Linked DNA regions of Homo sapiens: regions 2 and 3 are each linked to region 1. A link is a contact called in ENCODE Hi-C or POLR2A ChIA-PET data. All regions are on one chromosome and are shown on one strand. Each heading gives the region's core, a stretch centred on a gene start or an enhancer-like site at or near the end of the contact. The rest is flanking DNA. Distances are from core to core; before and after follow the strand shown.

What was found. Hi-C counts contacts between places; a loop is a spot of excess contacts on that map. ChIA-PET counts read pairs that join two places held with the same protein, here RNA polymerase II (POLR2A). Pooled maps may share reads with other maps.
Region 2: a loop to region 1 is called in a map of endothelial cell of umbilical vein, with 7 times the contacts of the local background. The contact joins two enhancer-like sites. A Hi-C loop is called at or near these places in 1 of 168 maps with a recorded cell type or tissue (endothelial cell of umbilical vein) and 1 of 50 pooled maps. POLR2A ChIA-PET finds 5 or more read pairs at or near these places in 4 of 52 experiments (A549, AG04450, IMR-90 and 1 more).
Region 3: a loop to region 1 is called in a map of endothelial cell of umbilical vein, with 2.7 times the contacts of the local background. The contact joins the promoter of CASC15 here to the enhancer-like site in region 1. A Hi-C loop is called at or near these places in 4 of 168 maps with a recorded cell type or tissue (PC-9, endothelial cell of umbilical vein, mucosa of descending colon and 1 more) and 1 of 50 pooled maps. POLR2A ChIA-PET finds 5 or more read pairs at or near these places in 6 of 52 experiments (H1, HEK293, OCI-LY7 and 2 more).

What each region holds. Positions count from the first base shown.
Region 1 is chr6:21,767,753-21,771,392 of GRCh38, reverse strand. All of the region lies in intron 2 of CASC15 (cancer susceptibility 15), which reads right to left. Among named protein-coding and RNA genes, the nearest start is that of CASC15, 100 kb to the right of the region's middle. RefSeq lists enhancers at 308-807, 1,331-1,944. Within about 2 kb of position 1,677, at least 7 of the 41 ENCODE cell types and tissues checked have a DNase peak (open chromatin) inside an H3K27ac peak, as active enhancers do; they include IMR-90, PC-9 and endothelial cell of umbilical vein, where a contact is called at or near this core.
Region 2 is chr6:21,883,723-21,887,362 of GRCh38, reverse strand. The region is part of intron 4 of CASC15 (cancer susceptibility 15); the gene reads right to left. Among named protein-coding and RNA genes, the nearest start is that of CASC15, 220 kb to the right of the region's middle. Within about 2 kb of position 1,747, at least 13 of the 41 ENCODE cell types and tissues checked have a DNase peak (open chromatin) inside an H3K27ac peak, as active enhancers do; they include IMR-90 and endothelial cell of umbilical vein, where a contact is called at or near this core.
Region 3 is chr6:21,664,834-21,668,473 of GRCh38, reverse strand. CASC15 (cancer susceptibility 15) reads right to left here and starts at 2,061. Exons shown (of 12, transcript NR_015410.2): 1 at 1,829-2,061. It overlaps LOC124901483, which reads left to right and starts at 2,414. Exons shown (of 3, transcript XM_047419653.1): 1 at 2,414-2,422; 2 at 2,659-2,827; 3 at 3,516-3,640. The coding sequence starts at 2,414. RefSeq lists a silencer at 2,502-2,796.

The sequences.
Region 1 (3,640 bases), core at 428-2,927:
ACAAATAAACTTGTTCTGTAACAAAATGTCTTTGCAATGTTTGAAAATAACTATTTTGTTTGTCCTTAATCTTTTCGGCTCTAAGCTCATATGCCAAGGCCCTTCAACTATTCCTCAAGAGACCTGGTTTCTAGACCCTTTGCCTTCCAAAGAAATACCTCTAATTCAGTGCTACTTAACTATTATTCATGTCATGCACCCAGAGTAAATAATACCATTTGTACAGCATATTGGGGAAATAAACAAGGGTTTTAGGCAGGCCGGACCAGATTGAGGACTCTAGGTCTGAGCCCTAGCCTACGGTTGTAGGGATTGATGTTTAGATGTTAAGTCATGCCTGATACCCAAATAGGAAGCTCCATGATAACTTTATTAAAATCTGGCACCCAAAAGTGAACACATTCTGCACAGATCATCTTAAATCCAATTTATTTCAGCAAACTTCCCCCCAAAACTAAAGCCAACACTCATTTTTCCTCTTCCTGACTACAAAGCGCATATCTGCTTGAACTGATGACATTTGATTGTGTGTGTGTGTGTGTGTGTGTGTGTGTATATATATATATATATATATATATATATATATAATTTTTTTTTTTTTTTGAGACAGAGTCTCGCTCTGTCGCCCAGGCTGTAGTGCAGTGGTGTGATCCTGGCTCACTGCAAGCTCCGCCTCCCGGGTTCACGCCATTCTCCTGCTTCAGCCTCCTGAGTAGCTGGGACTACAGGCACCCACCACCACGCCTGGCTAATTTTTTTTTGTATTTTTAGTAGAGACTGGGTTTCACCGTGTTAGCCAGGATGGTCTCGATCTCCTGACCTCCTGATCTGCCCGTCTCGGCCTCCCAAAGTGCTGGGATTATAGGCGTGAGCCACCGCGCCCAGCCCTCGATGATACATATTTTAAGATTTTCTGAAGTAGGTATCTTAATTAATGTGTGTCAGACTCACTTTTCCCAAAAATGACTACAACTTCATTAGGAGCCATGTTTCTTTGCAATTATCATTATGCCTAAAAGAACACAGTGCAGGTTGGGCACATGGTAAAGCCTCACCAAAACATCTGCAGAACTGAATTATGCAGCCTCTCTACAGGAAAGCCATGGCTTAGAGGCCACAGTCTAGTTTAAAAGATATAAACCTCACCTGAAGAGGAAGTTTATTGCTCTGTCTGTTTATTCACACAGAGTCTAAACAATGACACAGACTTTCAGACTGGAAAACTTAGTACAAATAAATGCTTCCAGACAGGTCTGGATTGGGAAGGAGGGCCATGGAATTCCTTCTCCTATCTGGGTTATTGAGCCCAGACAGTCATCACTCAAGTTATAAACACTACTAAATGATGTTGCATAGTTTTATTTAAAGCTATATTTGATTTCAGATTAGACTTTAACATTTAATAAATTTCCCATCAGTATATGGGAAGAGTGGAGACTATTTTGATTTAAGCGTTATTTCAAATATGAAACTCAAGCTGTGTTAGTTAAAAAGGGCTCTAGTTATAATTCAGTCTCACAGTAAGGTCAGGACTCTTGGATTCCCCTAATCCTTCTCCTCTAGGGCTGAAATGCCTGGGAATTCAGTGAATTTACATATTCTTTCCTGACCACAAAGCTGTCACAGGGCCCTAGCCAAACTCTCTCACTCCTCCAGATTCAAGCTGACTTATCTCTGTAACACTCAGCTCAGAATTCAGCTGGGAGAGAGTCTGCTTTAAGGGAGCAACTCTACCACTGAAAAAGCAGTGGCACCCTCCTTTCCAGGAGGTGAGATCTTACTCATTTTCCTCCTCTCCCACATCTCTTGGCGCAAGCCAGTAAATGTGAAGCTCTAATAGATTAATGAAAAGTCGGCACTGATCCCTCTGGACTCCATCCATTTTTAAGTGAGCTATGAGAACTTGGACACATTACAGATCCTGGAAGAATGAAATATGAGGAGAGAAAAGGAAGTTTGACACATGCAGAGAAACTGATCTCTGGGGCTAGGGAGAAGCTAAGAGAGAGGAAATTTTGGGACAGAAGGCATAATACAAACTTAATTCACGGATCATACACTACTGAAGAATAAAGACTGACTTCCCCATTAAAGTTTGAAAGTTGAGCAGCTAATACGAACTTGGGATTTCATGCAAAAACAATCATGCAGCTATTGACAGGCTAAATAAGGAGTTCAGTGCTACCTTAATTCATCTGACATTCACTCTACCTGCCCTGTCTATGCGAGGTAGTTAAAGAGGGAAAAGCAATTTTACATGGAAAATAAAAGATAAGGTTAAAAAAAAATAACAATTCCACTACAAAACAGACTAAGTTTGTCCTTCTTACCTTTATGAATCGCAAGCAGAAAAAAGTGGTAATTCTGGAGTGACCCTAGGACAAGGACAGAGATCACCTGGGGCAAATTTTCGAAGCAGATCTTCAGGGAAAAAATAAATCCCAACTCTAATTCTATCCCTGAAACTGGCATTTCCATGCAAATCTATTCTGTTCATTAAAAGCCAATATTATTCTGAAGTGCCACAAATCCATGAGTTTGGCCAGTACTGAGGAATCTATTAATTTTAATTCTACAGTAATTCCTTTAAAAGTCTGAAAGGTTGGTGGTATAAGGAAGAAAAACTAATTTAACCCACATTTATATAGCAACAAATAACTGGTAAACAAAAATCTCCATTCTAGTGTACATTAATATCCATTTTTTAAAAAATCAAATAAGACCATTTGAAAAAAGGAAAATTATGTTAGATTAACATCTGATTCTGTGCTGGGCACTTAGTAGGTGTTCAATAAATTATGATTGAATAAAAAACCCATTTCTTTAAAACACCAGAACTTACTAAGTAAAAACAGTGTATTAAAGATTACCTTCTCATGGGTAAGGAATGCAGGAAAGAAAAATGAAAATGCTATTACTGCTTAAATCTCCCACAAGAGCATGACCAAAGGAAATGAAAGTCTAAAACAAGTACTAAAAACATTTCATGAGTCACAATATTTATGCTACAACTCTTTCAAATTAACCAATTCTGTAATCATCCCTGAGAAATGAATATGGCTTAGAAAGATAAAAGAACGTTGTTGAGCTCAACCAAAATTATTGTGACACTAAAGTTATTTTGAGACAGTGTGCAGGTAGATGTAACTATTATAAGATAATATTACAAGAAATGTTTTCAACAGGGCTGCACAGTTTTTGAGTGCACACAATTCTGAGATTTTCTCCACTCAGTACCATGACTAGGATAAGCTCTGTCTTCCTGTCTTTCCACAATCTGTTTTTGCTGACTATTGTCTATGGGCACGGTTTATAATTTTTCATTATTTTCTGGAGACTTCCTATTTCACAACCATATCTTGGTGCCAGTATCATTTTACATTTACAAATAAAGTCTATTCTAAATGACTTAGCTACAAATCCGTGGTAATGTCTCAGTTTAGGTAAGCAGTTTTTAGCTTTCTCAAGATCCTCTACTTAAGATACATTAAATTTTTATTTTCTCATGGACCCATTTTAATTTTTTTTTAAAGAACTGAGAGTCATCTGTATAAGGCTGCACTGTCCTGTCCAATGCTGCCCAACAAAATGAAGCCAAGTGGACTTAAGATAAAATTATCAAACTTCACCTGAAATTTTT
Region 2 (3,640 bases), core at 498-2,997, 120 kb before region 1:
TGTTCAAATACCAGCGCGGGAGAGAAATCACAGTGTGCTTTTAGTTCTATACCAAATTTCATCCACTCCCATTTCTCTTCGTTCTCTGTGCTACCTTATTCACTCTTGTGGCTTCATCACCAGCTGTGTGTCAGCAACTCTGAAATTACTATCTCCATCCCAGACCTCTCTGATCAAACCCAGACCCAGATATCCAAAGACCTAATGGACATTTCAAAAACAAACTACTTAAAACTGAACTCCTCATCTTCCTCTTGCCAAAGTATTTCAGTACCCACTGCTTTCTCCTAACTCATACTTTGAGTCATCCTTGACTTCTCTCCTTTCTTCGGCCTCCCATCTTGTCAATAAAGCTATCATGCCTGAGCTATGCTCTATTAAACAAGAAAAGTTACACTTCTGTCTGATTTAAGTGTGCTTTCTATCTCTCTCTTCCAGATTCCAGCAAGTATTGCTGTATGTGTCAGTCTGCACTCACTGTGTGAGGTTGGCAAATGCCCTGTTCATTCTCTCAGCTCTCCCTCCAGAGCATGCTCCCATACACCAATTTCAAAAGCACTAGAGTGCACTGAACACGATAGGTTTCTTTGTATCTTTGGGTGGGGGTGGTCATTCAAAAACCCAAAAGAGAAGTTCTCATTTCACAGCAGCAGCATCTCCAAGGAAAATTCTTCCAGAGTGAAACAACACCACAGTTCATAAAACAACACAAAAGGAATCAAACAAGTCTGTTAAACAGTAACGAACTACAAAGCCAGAACTAACCTGGATGGAGACTTAAAAGACAAAGTTGTGGCAGGAAGAATACCAAAAAAGTTGGGAATGGGAAAAGTCCACTCACTGATTCAGTTACCCTCTGTAATTACAGACACCCAGACACCCTCACATCTTTCATTCAACATTAATATTTTTTCAGCCTGTCCTCAACCTGTTGAAATACAGCTCAGAGGGAAGTATTTTAGAAAGATGCATTTCCTCAACTTTGACTTTTCAACGCAACTCCAAGTAGAATTTTCAAAGAATAAAATGTCTAATTAGGAAGAACAGGCTTACAGTTTCAGCTCAGTTCAACTTTGTTGAGAAAATATTTCGGTCAATGGCTCAATGGAATGAGGTCCTTTTCTTTCCTATCTTCGGAGAGCAGCGTCGCCATTTCTAGGACTGACCCCACACAAGGAGTGTTGACTGTAAACTTTCAGGGTATCACTCGACAACCCAGAAACTGGTGGCAGCTGGAAGGACAGAGGTCATGTGTGCTGCTTTCTATAATAAAATTCTTTTTACCCCTGGGTTAAGTTGATTACTCAAACTCTCAGACTCCTCCTCCTCCCCGCTTCCAGCCTACTCGCATTTTCCCTAGGCTGATTGACTCTAGGAAAACAAGTATTGCATTATGCTTGACTCCTTGGAATGAGATCAGTTCTCATTTCAAATTCCCTTTCAGAACAACCCCAAGGCCACAGACCCTGTAAAAATCCCAGATGCCCAACAACTCAGGAAGGCCTAAGCTATGACAAGAAAACATTACTTAAGTAATAATCAGCAAATGCATCCTAAACCCGGACTGGTATCCTCTGAGGTCTCTTCCAAGGCATTTGGCAGGAACACGTCTGTAAACCACCCAGTCTCACTCTCGGCTCCTCCTCCAAGGCAGAATGGCCAAGGCAGAGGCTTTAGTGCACTGTTCGGCAGTGATTTTCTCCAACTGGCACCATCTGTGCACACCCTGCCAGACTTGCTGACAGAGCAGGCTGCACAGACCATTACTAATCTCCCAGGGTCAGCTGGGTCAGGCCTGCAACAGGATGCCTATAGATTTCAAAGGCCGGTGTTCTCTCCGTGCCAGCTAATCGATCTATGTTGGAAAGCAAGCACATTTTTATTCCACCTTCTTTTAAATTTCAAAGAAAAATCTCAATTTTAAAGCTCTTCATGTGGGAACTGCTTGCATGTAATCAGTGTCCTGATACCAGTTATGTTATATGAGATCTTTGGAGGATGGGGCTTACCCATTGATCCTTTGCCAAGATTCAGTAGTAAGGCCAGGAAGACAACTTTGCTCAGACAACAAAAGGCCTTCTAAATAGCACCATCGGGAATGGACTACATGGATCAAGATTCAGCCTCAACTGCAAAGTCCTCTTAGCTGAGTCTGCAAAAGAAGAATAAATGCTACTCTACCAGGATCTTATCATGTGAGCTCAGGCAGTGTCACCAGGACTGGTAAAGAAAATCTCAGCATCATTCACCATCTACTTCAGAATTCATCTGTGAATGCTGCCACCCACTACCAACTGCCTATCAAGTGTTTACTAAATGTCAATTGTGTGCCAAGAGTCTGATATTCCCTCAAACTTCTGTAGTTTCTTTTGCTGAGGAATGGGATAACTGAGTCTAGTACTCAGCCATATAGTAGGCTAGACAAATCCAAAAGCCCCTTGAAGGCGGGATCATATTGATCCTGTTTCAAGGTGTTACCACTTAGCACAGACTTTTTCAGGCTTGTTGCAGTAATTCTATTAAAAACCCTTTTAGATAATTATATAAATACAACTAGGAGGAGGCAGTATCAAGATCAATTACTGTAATCATTTCTTTGTAGATGATGTTATTCTAGATCTTCAAATAAAACAATGACTCAGTCTGATAGAGTCAAAAAACTAACAGCCACAAAACTAAGACATTACTACCAGCTCCAAAGAGACCAGATCTTTTGTTTACAATAATTAAAGGTTTAAAGAAATTTCCAGATAAGTGACTTCATCTTCTTACTCTTGCTTACATATCAGTTTCTACACTTAACCAAACCCTAACAGAGTTTACATGGGGCTAAAGGGGTGATAGTAAAGAGGAATTTGTGAGCTGAAATATAATTAATAATTCCTCTAACCCAGATCATCTTCCTTGTAAAAATATGGGTTTGTTAAGAAGCCAGCAGAGAGGTTCACAGATCTGACATGGCCACTTAGGCATAACTGGAGACTCAGGTCTGCATGAGTTCTCATTGAATAATTTCTTCTTCCAATATTTTTCCAGCTTCAGGTAACCAGAGAAATCTCCAGGCTAACCTGGTTCCTAACACGTCTATTCTTCCCAACTCCTCCCTTTGCAAGGGAGTCCCTATATTGTCTAAAAATAAGTCACGCAATCACTCGGCTCCCCTCCAACTATTTAGTATCAAAGAATCACTGCCATGTCTACAGCAGACATTTTCTCAGCCTTTAGATTTCCTATCTAGATAGCACAAAACAAACTGAACACATAAAACAAATGGGAACATTTATAATGAGATCATGTTTCACATCCACCACGCCTCAACTCACCCTTCCCAAGACATCAGGTGCACTGAAGAAGATCTCATTCCATTTAACTTACAGAAGGCACACCTTCACAGTCCAGGATGATGTGTTTTGATCTTTCAGAATTAACACTTGACTAGGCCTAACTTCACATCTTTGGCTTTCAATGTAAAGTTTTATGATGTCTTTCCTCCACATCCAGTCCCAATTCCTTCTGAGTGTCTCTGTGATTCTAGACAACAGCAACCACTTTTTTAAACAAAGACTTCCCAGCATTCAACTTCATTTCTGTCTGTTTGATTCTGCTAGAGAAAGAGAGATAAGAATCTAGACAGAGGCTT
Region 3 (3,640 bases), core at 812-3,311, 100 kb after region 1:
CTACTACTATACAGAATCAAAAGTTGAAGAAGTTAAAAGACAATGTTTGGGCGTTTCCTCAAGTTATTGACAGTGCATGCGCTTTGATGTTTCATTTGTCTTGTCAAAAGTAAGTCCAAGGAAGTGAGGAAAGCCTCTAGCACTTGGGAATATATGAGAGAAGAAAGTGGAGAAGGTAATAAACTATCCTGGCATCAGAAATGATCTCACAAAACATACCTGAAGATAATAACCTTTAGGTTATTCTGCATGTAGAATTCAAAAAGCCTATTCTGCATATTCCTAATATTTAGATATCACCTCAGATAAGGCATACATTTGCCCACTTTCAATAAACCCCCAACTTCAGTCTCCAAAATGCTTTTCCTTTTTTTTTTTTTTTTTTTGAGACAAAGTCTGGCTCTGTCACCCAGGCTGTAGTGTAATGGCACGATCTCAGCTCACTGCAACCTCAGCCTCCTGTGTTCAAGCGATTCTCCTGCCTCAGCCTCCCAAGTAGCTGGGACTACAGGCACGCACCGCTACGCCCAGCTAATTTTTGTATTGTTAGTAGAGACGGGGTTTCGCCATGTTGGCCAGGCTGGTCTCGAACTCCTGACCTCAAGCGATCCACATGTCTCGGCCTCCCAAAGTGCTGGGATTACAGTGAGCCACCGCGCCCGGCCCCCAAAATGCTTTTTCTACAAACCAAATGACAGTATGGGATAAACAACTCCTGTATAAAGTGGAAAAGCGCTGGGAGAAATTGTACCTAAAGTGGCAACGTTTACTGGGTGTTGAGTGTTCCCCTCATTCGCGCATGACCCAACCTAGAAACATTCCTAAGTTAAGCTACTTAGGAAACAAAGTTAGGGCGTCTTCCTTAGCCTATAAAAACGGAGTGGACTGCGCTGCCTCTTCACCCCGCAGCAGCAGAAACAGCCATCCCTCTTTTGGACGGGCGTGGCAGATAGAAACAAAAGGTTAAAACACAAAAGGCGGGGCGGAAGGCTGGGTCAGAGGAGCTTCTGGGGCTCACGTTCTGCTTTCTATTCAAACACACTGAAGTGGGGTTGGGGGCGGGGGGTGATGGAAAGTGAGAGAGGTGAGGACGGATACCAAGGATTGCCTGGGTTATTCCGGGTGGATCGTGAAACTGAAAGGGGCGGACGGGATGGCTCTAACTAGTGGTCCAGGCCCCATCCCCTCCATCCCTGCATCTCTGACAGTCTGTAACCTGTGGCTTCCTCCACCCCATCTCAGCCCCGAAGAAAACTTTCTGAACTCTTAGCTGTTTGTTGTAAACCTCTCCTTGACCGCTAACACAAGGGACCAATCCCCTCCAACCCAAACCTTTCTTCCTTCCATTGTTGCAGCGTTTTTATATTGTGCGTGGTATCTACAGAGCGCTCTGCAGACAGCTAAGTTATACAAACGACCCCCATATCCATATCGCTTTCTTTTGCATGACCAGGGTCAGGGCTAGGGTGGGGGCGAGGCTGGACTTGACCCTCTCAATTTCTGCATATTCATCCCTACATGAGTGCAGCTGGAAGAACGCGAAGCAATACCCCCTCACCCCACCCTTTTGAAACCCTCCTCCCCATCCCCCCAGCCCCTCATATAAAGAAGCACATAAGATAAATGCCTACTTGGCTTTTGCCTATTAAAAATAAACAAATGAAACAATTGCGCGAGTTCTTTAAAGAACAAAAGAGAAGGGAACGGGGAAAGGAGGTACAATTTACCAGCCAAACTTTGCCACTGGGCTACTCCTCTGCCCTCCGAAGGGCGGGGAGCGGGGCGAGTTGAGGGGAGAGAGGTAAACAAGACAACAGTCCCCACTCACCTTCTTCCCCACTTCGTCGCACTTTTAAGGGACATTTCCCCCGCTGCAGTCCACGAGGCGTTCGGACACTTTTTCCCGGCCTGACAGCAGAGAAAGTCGGGGCGGCAAAGTTGCGAGAGGGAGATACCCCGGCGTCCGGGGGAGAGGGGAGGAAAGAGAGTTCATCAGAGTTCCCCCTTTTGTTCCAAGTCCCGGAGCAGACAAAGAGGCGGCGAGCGGCGGCAGGTTTCTCCCTCTCACCCCTTCTTCCTCTCTCCCTCCCCTCCCTCCCCGCCCCCTCCCTCTCCCCGCATCTCCCGCCCGGCTCGGGAACCTCCGAGGCGAGCTGGGGCTGCTCGGTCCCCAGTTCATCACAACTCTGCCCAGACGGTCTCCTCCCACTGCCAGGCTCGAAACTTTCCCCGGGAGATGCCAGCCCTGGCCCCCTCCGCACCGCGCACAAGTCTGGGGTGGTGGGCAGGGGATCTCCAAAATCATTGTTTCCCGGAGATGCACCTCTTTGTTTGCACTTTCCCTGCCAATCAATGTGAAACATTCACTTGGGCGTCGAGTTTCTGTCCATTTTTCGTCATCCCAAGAGACAAAATGCAAAGGGTAGGGGGTCAACCCTAGATAAAGGCGCTTACACAATCAGAGGTGGGGCGCAGGCTAGGCTCTTCATCCTCCTTCCTCCTCTCGGATTCACCCTCCTCCCTCCTCTCGGATTCACCCTCCTCCACCCAATACACAGAACAACTCAAAGGGGCTCCAAGTGTTAGGAAACTCCTCTCCCGCCCTTCCCCACCTACCCCCACCCACGCTGTCCCTCTGGAGAGCCCTCTAATTGGCAGGACAAAGGCCAGCTCCGGGTTCGGCCGGGGCCTCCGCCCATCCCTCGGGGCTACCTGTTGCTGCAGGCGCAGCGCAACTCGGTCCAGGGGCTCCGAGGAAGAATTCCCAGCTCCAGCATCGCGCCCACCTTCTCAGGCCCCGAACTTCCCCTAATCTCAAACTGCGAAGGCAAGGCTCTCAGGATGACCAGGCGCCCTCTGACCCTACAGCCAGGCGCTGCTCACTCGTCCTCTTCCCTACACCACGTCCTCGTGCTCACCCCAAAGATCTGACTCGGGGTCCCAGGCCGCCTCCTCATCCTCCACCCCCTGCCGCGACACGTCCCAGCCGAGCATCCCCTCTTTCCTTCCCCTCCCCCACTGCCTTGTCCGGGACAAATCAGGTGTCTCGGACCAGGAACAGCTCCCGACCCTTCCCCAGGTCCCTTCCAGTCATTCTCAACCTCCAGAATTGGGACCCCATCCACATGGTCCCCCACCCCTCGACCCTGATCCCAACTTCGGGCCATAGCATTAGCTCGCTGAGTGACTCAGAGCAGCACTCGTTTTCCTTCTAGATCCACTAGAATTGAAGAAAAAGAAAGCAGGGAGGTGGGGGAAATGGGAGAGAGTAGGGGCCCGCATGGGGAAGCAATTTCTAGGGCAAAAGAAAAAAACATTTCAATGCGAACACCCACCCTCCAGTTGGTATCCAGCCCGTCGCGCACCTTTGCCTCCACCCTCTTTCCTTTCTCCCCATCCCAGACTTGGAATCCTTTCGGGTTGGTGAAGTTTGGGGGTAGAAGGATGAGGTAGACGGAACCTTGGGGACCTGGGGGCTATGTCCTGGGTTGGCTTGCGGGGGGAGGGGCATTAAGAGGAGGGCTCCCGCTGGGTCCGGAATGTGGTGGCGGTAGGTCCCTGCACCCGCCCGGCGACTCCTTGCCAAGGTCTCTCCTCCAGAGCAGAACAAAGACGCCGCGAGGAGAGCTTCTGTCCTCGC